Linked DNA regions of Homo sapiens: region 2 is linked to region 1. The links are chromatin loops, found by intact Hi-C in ENCODE. Cell type or tissue: Caco-2. All regions are shown on one strand. Each heading gives the region's core, and the rest is flanking DNA. Links, peaks and the distances in the headings are about the cores only.

Region 1 (6,174 bases), core at 647-5,646:
CTCTGCTATGCAGCCTTAAATAGTTATTTAATTTCTCTGAGCCTGGTTTGTTGCATTTATAAAATGGAAATAAGTAATTCATAGATCTGCTATGATAACATAGTATTGCATATGTAAAGGATCTATGTGGGTAAACAGAAGCACATATAGGCATATTCGTAACCCACCTCCAAACTACACATCTTATAATTTTGAGAAAAGTTTAAGGAAGTTCTTCCTTACACTAAAGAGCAATTTTCAAGCACTGAAAATTTTACCTTTTGTAACAATCAGGATTAATTTTTGTCCTTCTTGTCTAAGTGAGTGACAGAAGAAAACTGAGAAAGAGGGAGCAGAAGATTGTCTTGACATCAAAGGTGCTAAAGTAAGGACTATTTGGGGCATCTAATATGTGTGAAAGTGTGGTAACCCAATCCCAGATTAAGTCAAGTGCATTTGAAAGGTTTCCCAACTGTGAAAGTTTCTCTAAGTAATTCTCTCAATAGGCTCACCTCAGGAAATTAACACACTCCAGGACCAATTGAAGTTCTTATCAATTAAGCTAATTGACACAGCAGGCTTAAACTATTTCCCAAAGGTGAATATAAAGCATTAGTTCAACAAATGAATACCTCTTAAATCTTTTGAAAGCCTTCCCTAGTCAACTAGTTGAATGCAAAAGCTATATACATACATATAGATAAGCTTTAATAATACAAAAGTCATCCTTTAATTAAGTGGCCCTGTGTTGGGATCAGATCATTTATATTCAAGGAAACATAATTTTTTGTTTAAAATATTAAGAAAATCAGTGTTCTAGTGAAATTCTTTTCAGCCTTGTAAAAATTGGTTTTATTATTTTTATTACAACCAAAAAGTAATATGAAATAATCATACTATTTTAGCTTTGTATTTGAATTGGAAAACCATTATTATATTTTAAAATGATGTTCTCTTCATTTCCTTATTATTATCTTTTGCCAAACTTAAGGTTCTGCTGATACTAAATTTAAAAAATAAATTAAACAGAATGGAGAATATAAAAGTTATTTTTAAAATTTTAATTATTTTTAAAGTAGAGATAATTACTATAACCTTTGAAGCTATCTTAATGACTTTCCTTTGGTCTCTTTTTGAGAAGTCTATGCTTCCTATAAAATGTATTTTTAATACCTATAAAACATATTTTTACCTCCTATAAAATGGATTTTTATCTCATTTCCCATTTTGCTACTATACTGTCTGCCTGACCTTGGAACATTTATTTAACCTCTCCATATCTCAGTTTTTTTATTAGGAAAATGGACCTAATAATATTGCCTATTTGAGAGAGTTGTTGTGCAAATTAAAAACAGGAAAATGTTGTAAAAGTTTTAGTGTATTTGCTGGTACTAGTGAGCACTCAATAAATGTGAACTATTGTTGGCAAAGCAAGGGTTAAAAGGAGAAAAGGAGGAGACTTCTAAGTTAAAGGAATATTATAAGCCAATAACACAGCAGCAGAGCTTAGCCAGGTATGATAAGGGCAGGATGTTGTTGGGCTAGAATAAATACTAATTTCACAGCAGAATGAAATAAAAGACTGAGAATAATGGCTGTTAATGGCTAATGGGGATTTTGTAAAGCCAAACTGAAAGTCAACATTTTGAGCTTTGTTTAGAGAATGGTAGTGAACTTTTGTTTGTTTTATTGTTCAATTTTAACACTCAAAAGTGAAATGATCAAATAAATCTTTTAAAAAGATTTACCTGGAACGATCAGTAGATGTGAAATTTATATGTATATCTAAAATTTCCTCACTAGAGACCAGTAAAGAAATTATTTTAAGAGTATGGAAATTGGTTGATGGTGTTTATTAGGCAAGATAAGTAGATGCCTTTAAAAGTAATGTATTGTGTTGTTCCTCTAACCTGAATTTTCACTAAGTGGAAATCAAAGTGTAAAGTCAACTAATGACTTACTGAGGTCACACCACTAAGTCTGTTAGCTCTAGGCCTAGAACCTAATATTCATGTTCCCAGGCCCATGCTCTTTTCATAACACCAAACTATCTCAATTCAACAGGTATGTATTGAACATATGCTATGAGGCACTCTGATGTTTGCCTCAGGCCATATAAAGAGAAGACTTGAGTTGTAAAAATAGTATGGCCTATACCATTATGCTTTCAATGTGGAGTATTTGAAGATGTCACAAGAAGTTACTTCACAGATTTGGAAAGAGCTAATTACTTCTAGTGACACCATTTCCAGAAACTTAAGGTGTGCAGCTGTATTACTGCCTGTCAACCAAAACATTTTTCCAAAAAAAAGTACTCAATTTCTGAGCTATGTCAGATTATTAGTTATCGCATTAACTTGGTCATTGAATGGTTAAGTCCTGGCTTGGCCATACTCTCCACTGAACAGAATACAAAAAAAAAAAAAAAAATGAATGAAAATGGACTGTTTCTTTGATGTCAGAAAACAAATTTGACAATCTTTTTTTCTGGATAGCAAACAAAACAAAAGAAAGGCACTAATCTCTTGATTTTGAAATTTTTCTTTGAACTCCTTTGAACATACCATTACAGTTCATATCTCAGCAATCAAAGTGCCTGCCAGAAGGTAGAGCTTTCTGGGGTGGTGTGTGTGTGTGTGTATGCACAGAGGAGGAAGTCATTCTGCCTTTCTATTTGTAATTTCTGTATTTGATTATCTATGTTTGAAATGACTCACAAAGAATAAAAGTAACCACACTACTCAAAGTAGCTGTTCCCCAAACTGTTCGTTACCCTTACACTAAGAGATAAGAAGCTTGATCCAAAATGTAATATAATGCATTGCTATCTTCATCAATAAAATCTTGCTACCAAGAACCTGTCAGATATGTGAAACAGAATGCTTAGTGCTGTTGTGAATTGTGATTAAGCTCTTTATATTGACACAAACCCCATAACAAGGAGTTTATTGTTAGCACAATTTGTGGATCGCAGTTGAAAGAGCACTGATATAGAAAAATATTTCCAGTGGCAATTTAACTTTTTATTGTATTGAAAAAACACTGTGAGATCAACTCTCTTCACAAATTTTTAAGTGTACAGTACAGGGTTGTTGTCTATAAGCACAATGTTGTCTCTAGAACTTTTTCATCTTTCATAACTGGAACTCTATGTCTATTGAACAGCAACTCACCATTTTCCCCTCTCACTAGCTCCTGGAAACCACCATTCTACTTTGTGTTTCTATGTTTGACTAGGTGAGATACCTTGTGTAAATGGAATCAAGCAGTATTTGTCCTTCTGTGATTGGCTTATTTCAATTAGCATGATGTCCTCAAGGTTCATCTATACTGTATGACAATCTAAATGTCCATTGATGGAAGAATGGTGTATTAGTCCATTCTCACATTGCTGTAAAGAACTACCTGAGACTGGGTAATTTATTAAAAAAAAAAAAGGGGGGGCTCACAGTTTTGCAGGATGTACAGGAAGCATGGCTGGGGAGGTCTCAGGAAACTTGTAGTTACGGTGAAGGTAAAGTGGAAAGAGTTAGATCTCACAGGACTGGAGCAGGAAGAAGAGAGAAAAAGGGGAGGTGCTACCCACTTTCAAGCAACCAGATATCATGAAAACTCATTCACTATCATGAGAACAGCAAGAGGGAAATTCACCCCCATAATCCAGTCACCCCCTACTAGACCCCTGCTCCAACACTGGGGATTACAATTCGACATGAGACTTGGGCAGAGACCTATAGTCAAACCATATCAAACGTGTAAAGAAAATGTGGTATAAACATACAATGAAATAGCATTCAGCCACAAAAATAAGAAAATCCTGTCACATGTGACAATTTAAATTAAAACTTCCAATGACTGCTGTAATTATTGTTTTAATTTAACATAGGTTAACTCGGTATTCATATAAAAGAAACTGCCATGGCCCATTGACATTGGCCTTATAAGCAATTTAATGAAAGCAGTTCTTATGCTAATAGTTACAGAATGATTTCCATTTCTAACAGTTTGCTCTAGATCTACCTCAAAAAACCTTCACAATGATCTTGAGCTCTGCAGATTTTCACATCTCTTATATTAGCTTTTTAAAAAGTCTCTATTTTGAGTTTTATACAAATACAGTTTATACAAATTCAGTTTGTACAGTTTATACAAATTCACAGGAAGTTGAAAAATTGTACAGTTAAGCTCCATGTACATATCACCCAATTTCTCCAAGTGATTATATCTTACATAACCATAATATAATATCAAAACAAAAAATTGGCAGTGGTTCAATGAGTGTGTATATGTCTACACCATTTTACTGCATATGTGGATTTGTGGAAACATCACTACAATGAAGATAGAGGTATTCCATTACCTCAAAGACTTTTCCTTCAGAGTCACATCTACCTTCCCCACTCTCCATTCCTAATCCCAAGTAATCAACTAGTTATCCATCTCTAAAATTTTTTCATTAAAAAATGCTATATAAATGGAATCTTACAACATGTAATATTTTGATATTAGCTTTTTAAAACTGTTTTCTCAGGGTTCATCCAAGTTGTTGCACGTATCAGTAGTTCCTCTTCATTGCTGAGTAGTATTCTATGGTATGGATGTAACACAATTTATTTAACCGTTCAACTGTTGAAAGATATTTTGGTTGTTTCTAGTTTGAGGTAAATACAAATAAAGCTTCAATGAACATTTTTGTACAGATTTTTGTATGGAGTTATTTCTCTGGGAAAAATGCCTAGGGGAACTATTGCTGAGTCATATGGTAAATGTGTGTTTACTTTGTAAAGAAATGGCCAAACTATTTTCCAGGATGGCTGAACCATTTTATATTTCCACAGAAATGTGTAAGGTATACAGTTTCTCCACATCTTCACCAGCTTTTGGTATTAACACTCTTTTACTTTAGCTGTTTTACTAAGTGTATAGTGAGATCTCATCGTGGCCTTAAGTTACATTTCCTTAATAGCTAGTGATGTTGATCATCTTTTCATGTGCTCATTTGCCATCTATATATTCTTTTTGGTGAAATCTTCATGTATTGTGCTTGGATTATTTTTATTGTTGACTCTTGAGAGTTTTCATACATTCTAGATGTAAGTTGTTTGTCAGAAATGTGGTTTGCAAATACTTTTTCCCAGTCTGTAGGTTTGTCTTTTCATCCACTTGGCAGTTTATTTTCTTTCATTTTATTATCAGTAGATGCAGAAAGAGACAGGTCCTTTTATAGAACTATAGTATTTAATTTTGTTGAAGTCCATTTGTTGATTTTTTTGCTTTTATGAATTGTACTTTTGGTATCATGTTAATAAACTCTTTACCGAGTCCTAAAGTCACAAACATTTTCTCCTAAAAGTTTTATAGTTTTATATTTTACAATTGAATTTATAAAATACTTTGTTAACTTCTGTGTAAGGTATGAGGTTTAAGTCAAAGTATATATTTTTCCCTATGGAGATACAATTGCTCTATCACTATTTGCTAAAAAGATGATCCTTTCTCTATTTATTGCTCTTTAATTTTTTTCAAAATGAATTGGCTATACTTATGTGGGGCTATTTCTGGTTTCTGTATTATCTATTCTGTTCCATTGATCTGTACATTTATTCTTCTACCAATATGATGCGGTACAGATTACTGTTGCTATATATAAGACTTGGAATTTTGTTTTTAACTTTTATTTTAGGCTCAGGGTACATGTGCAAGTTTGTTATATAGGTTAACTGCATGTCATAGGGGTTTGGTGTACAGATTATTTCATCACCCAGGTAACAAGCATAGTTCCCGATAGGTATTTTTTCTGATCATTGATCTCCTCCCTCTCTCTACCCTCTAGTAGGCCCCAGTGTCTTTTTTTCTCCTCTTTGTATCCATGCGTTCTCATCATTTAACTCTCACTTGTAAGTGAGAACATGTTGTATTTGGTTTTCTGTTCCTGTGTTAATTTGCTTAGAATAATAACCCCCAGCTCCATCCATGTTGCTGCAGAGGACATGATCTTGTTCCTTTTTATGGCTGTGCAGTATTCCATAGTGAATATGTGCCACACTTTCTTCATCCAGCCTACCACTGATGGGCATTTAGGATAATTTCCATATCTTTGCCATTGTGAGTAGTGCTGCAGCAAAAATACGTGTACATGTATCTTTATGGCAGAATGATTTCTATTCCTTTGGGTATATACCCAATAATGGCTTT
Region 2 (6,174 bases), core at 495-5,494, 61 kb after region 1:
AAAAACCCTCCAAAAAATTAATGAATCCAGGAGCTGGTTTTTTGAAAGGATCAACAAAATTGATAGACCGCTATCAAGACTAATAAAGAAAAAAAGAGAGAAGAATCAAATAGACGCAATAAAAAATGATAAAGGGGATATGACCACTGATCCCACAGAAATACAAACTACCATCAGAGAATACTACAAACAACTCTATGCAAATAAACTAGAAAATCTAGAAGAAATGGATAAATTCCTCGACATATACAGTCTCCCAAGACTAAACCAGGAAAAAGTTGAATCTCTGAATAGACCAATAACAGGATCTGAAATTGTGGCAATAATCAATAGCTTACCAACTAAAAACAGTTGAGGACCAGATGGATTCACAGCAGAATTCTACCAGAGGTACAAGGAGGAACTGGTACCATTCCTTCTGAAACTATTCCAATCAATAGAAAAAGAGGGAATCCTCCCTAACTCATTTTATGAGGCCAGCATCATCCTGATACCAAAGCCAGGCAGAGACACAACTAAAAAAAGAGAATTTTAGACCAACATCCTTGATGAACATTGATGCAAAAATCCTCAATAAAATACTGGCAAACTGAATCCAGAAGCACATCAAAAAGCTTATCCACCATGAGCAAGTGGGCTTCATCCCTGGGATGCAAGGCTGGTTCAATATATGCAAATCAATAAATGTAATCCAGCATATAAACAGAACCAAAGACAAAAACCACATGATTATCTCAATAGATGCAGAAAAGGCCTTTGACAAAATTCAACACCCCTTCATGCTAAAAACTCTCAATAAATTAGGTTTTGATGGGACATATCTCAAAATAATAAGAACTATTTATGACAAACCCACAGCCAATATCATACTGAATGGGCAAAAACTGGAAGCATTCCCTTTGAAAACTGGCACAAGACAGGGATGCCCTCTCTCACCACTCCTATTCACCATAGTGTTGGAAGTTCTGGCCAGGGCAATTAGGCAGGAGAAGGAAACAAAGGGTATTCAATCAGGAAAAGAGGAAGTCAAATTGTCCCTGTTCGCAGATGACATGACTGTATATCTAGAAAATCCCATTGTCTCAGCCCAAAATCTCCTTAAGCTGATAAGCAACTTCAGCAAAGTCTCAGGATACAAAATCAATGTACAAAAATCACAAGCATTCTTATACACCAACAACAGACAAACAGAGAGCCAAATCATGAGTGAACTCCCATTCACAATTGCTTCAAAGAGAATAAAATACCTAGGAATCCAACTTACAAGGGATGCGAAGGACCTCTTCAAGGAGAACTACAAACCACTGCTCAATGAAATAAAAGAGGATACAAACAAATGGAAGAACATTCCATGCTCATGGGTAGGAAGATTCCACATTTCTACAAAAAAGGACCATTAGCTCTTGAATGAGGTAAGAAACACAATAAAAATAATTTAAGGAATGCATATATGTTCATTTTTATTTCTCCTGAAACACTCATCTCAAACTGAAGAGTTCAGGTTGGTTTTCTCCAATTGGTTTGTTTTCTCACAATGCATTTGCCTATCTCTCTTTACTTCTCACCTACTTAAATGCTTGTTATTTTTAAAAATCCTAAGTTAATTTCCCCTATCTTCATTTGTTAGGTATGTCAAGGTTTTCCCACCACCTTACAAACTCCAACACAAATTATATTCATTGAGCTTTTCTCAGCTCTATATAGTCAATTAATTTTTATAAATCTATTTTATCTCTCCAACTAAATCATAAGTTTTTACAAATTTAGGACCTTGTGTGTTCTTCTGTTCACTATATTGAAAATATATTCAATGATTCATTGATTGATTGATCGGATTGCCTAAGAGAATAGGCATCTTTATTTAGTGCTATACAATTTTATTTATTTACAAGTGATAAAGTGCCTATAATATAAATATTAAAGTAATAGGCAATATAATTTGCTATTAAATAGCTTTTAATAAGATACAATTCATGGTCTTGATTCTAAAAACACACTTTCCTGAAAAAGAGGTGATTGTGCAATACTTTTTAATATGACATAGAATGATTCATTTAACAGGTAATATGTTGGCCTTGAGGCTTGGTGCACAAGGATGGACTCAGAATAGGGACCTAGGAGAAATAAATTCTAATCTCTGCCCCCTTCAGATACCATGATTTGGGAATTTGGAAAATTTGTTAAGAGTCTTTAACCTTTTATGGGCTTTATTTCCTTATCTATAATATGAAAATAGATTAGAAAAATCTCTAAATTTACTTTTAGTATAAAATTACATGTTACCTGTATACACTGGTGAAATAAAATTGTTTGAGCTCCTTTTCATATAAAGCCTCTATGTTGAAACTTTCATGTGAAACCTTGAAATTGCTTTAAGAAAAACTCACTATACTTTATTACATTCCCCCATTTAGCCAAACACTTAACATGTATGAATTAGTAAAGTCATGATTCATAATTTTCTTTATATTAACAAAAAAGTAGATTTAAAAAATAGTATGTTAAAGGTAAAACTGCCACACGAAGTTGGAAGATGACTAATTTATTTGTGATATTTCACTTTTTAATTGGAGATACTATATATGAGTATCCCCACAAGGTGCGTGACCCAATACCTATCACTTTCTTCCTTTTTTTCTACTGTCTTATTCATAAACATGCCTTAAACACTGAAAATTAAGGGTACAAATGCAGACATACATACGTAATAGGCAAGTGATAAAAGCATTTAACATTTTAAACATAAATTATCAAAATTTATAATTAGAAAATCCACATGAAAGCTAACTGTATGTATTATAGATGAAAATAGATTTACCTCATGAGTTTTAACCATCCTTTCTTGCCTTTATTTATGAGGTGTCTCTTAGCCTAATAAAAATGTCAGTATATGCATGTGGTGCTGACATCTGCTGGCAGAGATGGTCGGCAACAATATGTGACCCCGACAAGTAGACCTACAGAGGCAGGTGTGGAGCGCCTAACGTAAAAAAGTGTTTAAGACATATTTATATTTTCATGAATTCTAATATGGTGTAGAGAAGTGTCATGTCAAGTAAATTTCGTTTCCGAATATTGACTCTAAGAATGCAATGCCCGTGGGCAAGTCATTTGACCACACTGGGTCTGGATGCATTCTGTTTGTTCCAGCTCTAATACTTGATTTGACTTTCACAGGTTGTTACCTTTATATAATCTTCATTGTGGTGTCCTATTTAAGGAAAGGAAGTCAGACTGGTGGGAGCAGGGGAAAGCAGAAAGAAGAAGCAGATTAGCTACAAGTCTGCCTTACTTCACGGTCCCGGACACATAGCCCTCCTGCGCAAATAATTCACAATCTTTCTGCGCCCAGTTATCACCAGACCCTTGGCTGATACAAAAAAAAAATTCAGGTTAGCTCACTACAACCTTGGAGTTATCAGTATTGCACAAAGCCCTCCACAGCATGCGGCATAAATAGTATCCTGTAAAATCTCCAGCAAGCCTTTGTTTCCTCATAGTCAGCTCCTCTTCTGCTGATCCTGCCTGTTGCTCCCTTGTAACATACTTTCATACTTTCATACTTTCTCTAATAAACCTCTCTTTATCTACAACTGTCTTGGTAAGTTGTTTTACCCTCATGCCATGGGCTCAAATAGACATAGCTCCCCTGTGACATTCATCATGATTTTATAATAATTCAGAAACATACTGTAGAATTAATTTTTAAGTGTTTACAATAGACCAAGAGCTGAATGGATTCAAATTAAATATATATTAGTATCAAGCTTTCACCTACTGATAAAAAAATAAAGGAGTCTAAGATTTCTTTTAAAAAAAAACAAAGCTTAGCTCATTAAATATTTCCAAGCATCAAAACCAGAGATAAGGTATTCATGTAGGAAAAGTATTAAATATAGTATCAAAAGTTCTGGTTTTTCTATTTTGGGAAAAGCCAGCTTAACATCTCTAAAATACCTAAAATGAGCTCCATACCTAAAAATGGAGATAATATACTCACCTCACAGTAGTATTTTAAGGATTAAATGAGAAATGCAGTCAATGATTATTATTAAACTATAAAGATCTTTATAAATGTATAATAATATCATACTTTAGTTACATTATATATCTTTCTTGTACATCTGTTATATAGCAATAATAGCTGAGAGCCTACAGATAATTTCATCTTAGTTGAAATTTTATTTAAAAATTTATAGTAAAAAATCTAAAATTAATAGTCTACTCAATTTAAAAGACCCAAATGTTTTGGAAGGCTCACATGAGTCTAATTTTGTATCTCAAGATTGACTTAATAGAGTAGATGCCACTAAGAACATAGATTTGTAAATAATTCATATTTCTGAGAGTAGTTGTTATATAATAAATACTTAATCATCTTACACATTTTTCCTTATTTTATTAGTTAGTTTTTATTTTATCTATGCATCATGTCACTATTATAAATAATACACTGAGCTAGATGCTCAGATGACAGGGAGAAAATGGAAAGTGGAAAAAAACATATCACAGTCACTGGCCTTCACAGATTTTTAATTTTCATGGAAAGATAGACATTCCAAATGAAACATATGACGTAAAAGGATTTTAAGGAAAATGCTGAGTACAATGTAGAATTAACCAATTCAAAATCTCAAATCAAAAAATGTTATCATGTGGCCTTATTTAAACTTGGGCCCCAGTAGCAAGATTTAGGACAGGACAGACCTTCTGAGGCCAGGGGTTTCAGCACAGGGTGAATAGAGGCTACCACGCCAGGACTTGGCCAGGACTAGGAAGAGGCAGAACAGAAAATGTTAGATACAGAAATCTGAATAGTTAGGAGAGGAGCTGCAGGTTACTAGGAGGGAGGGTAATGATAGAAGACACAATGTTCAAGTACAATACAGGCAGGTCTGGTGAGCAAGGGTTTCAGAAAAAGTATGAGGCTATGGAGCAAAGCTGCAAATATTCAACAGATGATCTGACTAAAAATTTTTAAAAAACAAACTTTATTGGGTGAAAAATAGAAAGTTTGAATACATTAATTAATTAGTTATCTATTCCACATTTGCCTCGTATACCTGAACTTGATAAAAAAGAATGAATATGAAACAGATCTTTCCATTGAATAATTTATTATATGAACGTGTATTGAAAAGCTCTAATTTAAACCAGGTATGTGGTGGGCACAGCTAGAATAAATGGTAGACGTGATATTCACTCTCACGGAGTTTACATCTAGATGACTGAACACAAATACTTGAATGGAAATAATTGTTAATGAAAACATGTGAACTGCCATAAAAAGGAGAATGAAGTATTGAGAAAAATCAAATGGAGAAGTATGTCAGGTATTTGGGAAACTACTGATGCATTTAGAACTGTGGTGGATATAAAAGTATAACATCAATTTATATTTATTGAATGGTTAAGTAAATTGATTGTGAATAAATGACTGACTGAAGCAATGTACAAGTAGGGTGAGGCTGGAAAGGACTGGAAGGGGAGGGGCTTATCTACAGATATTTGAGTAAAATAATCATAGATATAATAATCAAGAATCTAGGATTTTCTGAAGCAGCTTTGATTGTAAATAGCCTGACCTGTAGTCTCTCCACATATACTTCTGCTTGCCAGGCATGTACTGATATTTGCTTTTAAAATGTGATTATTTTAAGCATGTAAAAGAAATGAGGATTAGTGCCAAGGCAACTGGCTTCAGAGCCAGAACTCTGCTATTTCCTTCCAGCCCAAGACTCACTTGGTCTTAGAAAGGGGTGAGAGCCCTCCATTAGAGACAGGTGGAAACACCTGGGGTCCTGAGGGTCAGAGGCAGGGGGACATACGCAGTGAGGACACAGATCTCGATTCACTGCTAGTTTGCCAGCTACCTAAATCCTCCTGTTTTTCTTTTTTTTTCATATTATCATATGTTAAAAACTTTCTTATTTTAAATCACCAGTAGGATGTTTGGGAGTTTAAACATGGAACTACTGCAAAAATGATATTTCAAATCTCTCTTCACCATCCAATGCATAAAATAATGACTCAGAACAATGAACTTAGTACCATCAGTAATATCTATCAAGAAGGCCCCAAGGCTCTACCCAGAATTCTTCGCAATTTCTTCCACCATTTGTTCATAGCTTAATTAGATTAGCAAGAAAATTATTGTCAATTACACAGTTTCTG

Evidence for each region. A loop is a pair of places that touch in the nucleus more often than their neighbours do. Peaks named below come from ENCODE experiments on the same cell type or tissue, not always from the same donor. Only the 100,000 strongest peaks of a DNase experiment are listed, where the experiment ranks them.
Region 2: a loop joins it to region 1, with 2.2 times the contacts of the local background. A loop is called at or near these places in 2 of 110 quality-filtered maps.

Annotation. Positions count from the first base shown.
Region 1 is chr6:95,802,693-95,808,866 of GRCh38, forward strand. No RefSeq gene overlaps it. Among named protein-coding and RNA genes, the nearest start is that of FUT9, 210 kb to the right of the region's middle. RefSeq lists an enhancer at 255-1,021. In Caco-2, for the core only: no CTCF peak of the experiment used is centred there; a DNase peak (open chromatin) is centred at 2,589.
Region 2 is chr6:95,864,015-95,870,188 of GRCh38, forward strand. No RefSeq gene overlaps it. Among named protein-coding and RNA genes, the nearest start is that of FUT9, 150 kb to the right of the region's middle. In Caco-2, for the core only: a CTCF peak has its summit at 2,938 (motif pointing left); a DNase peak (open chromatin) is centred at 2,927.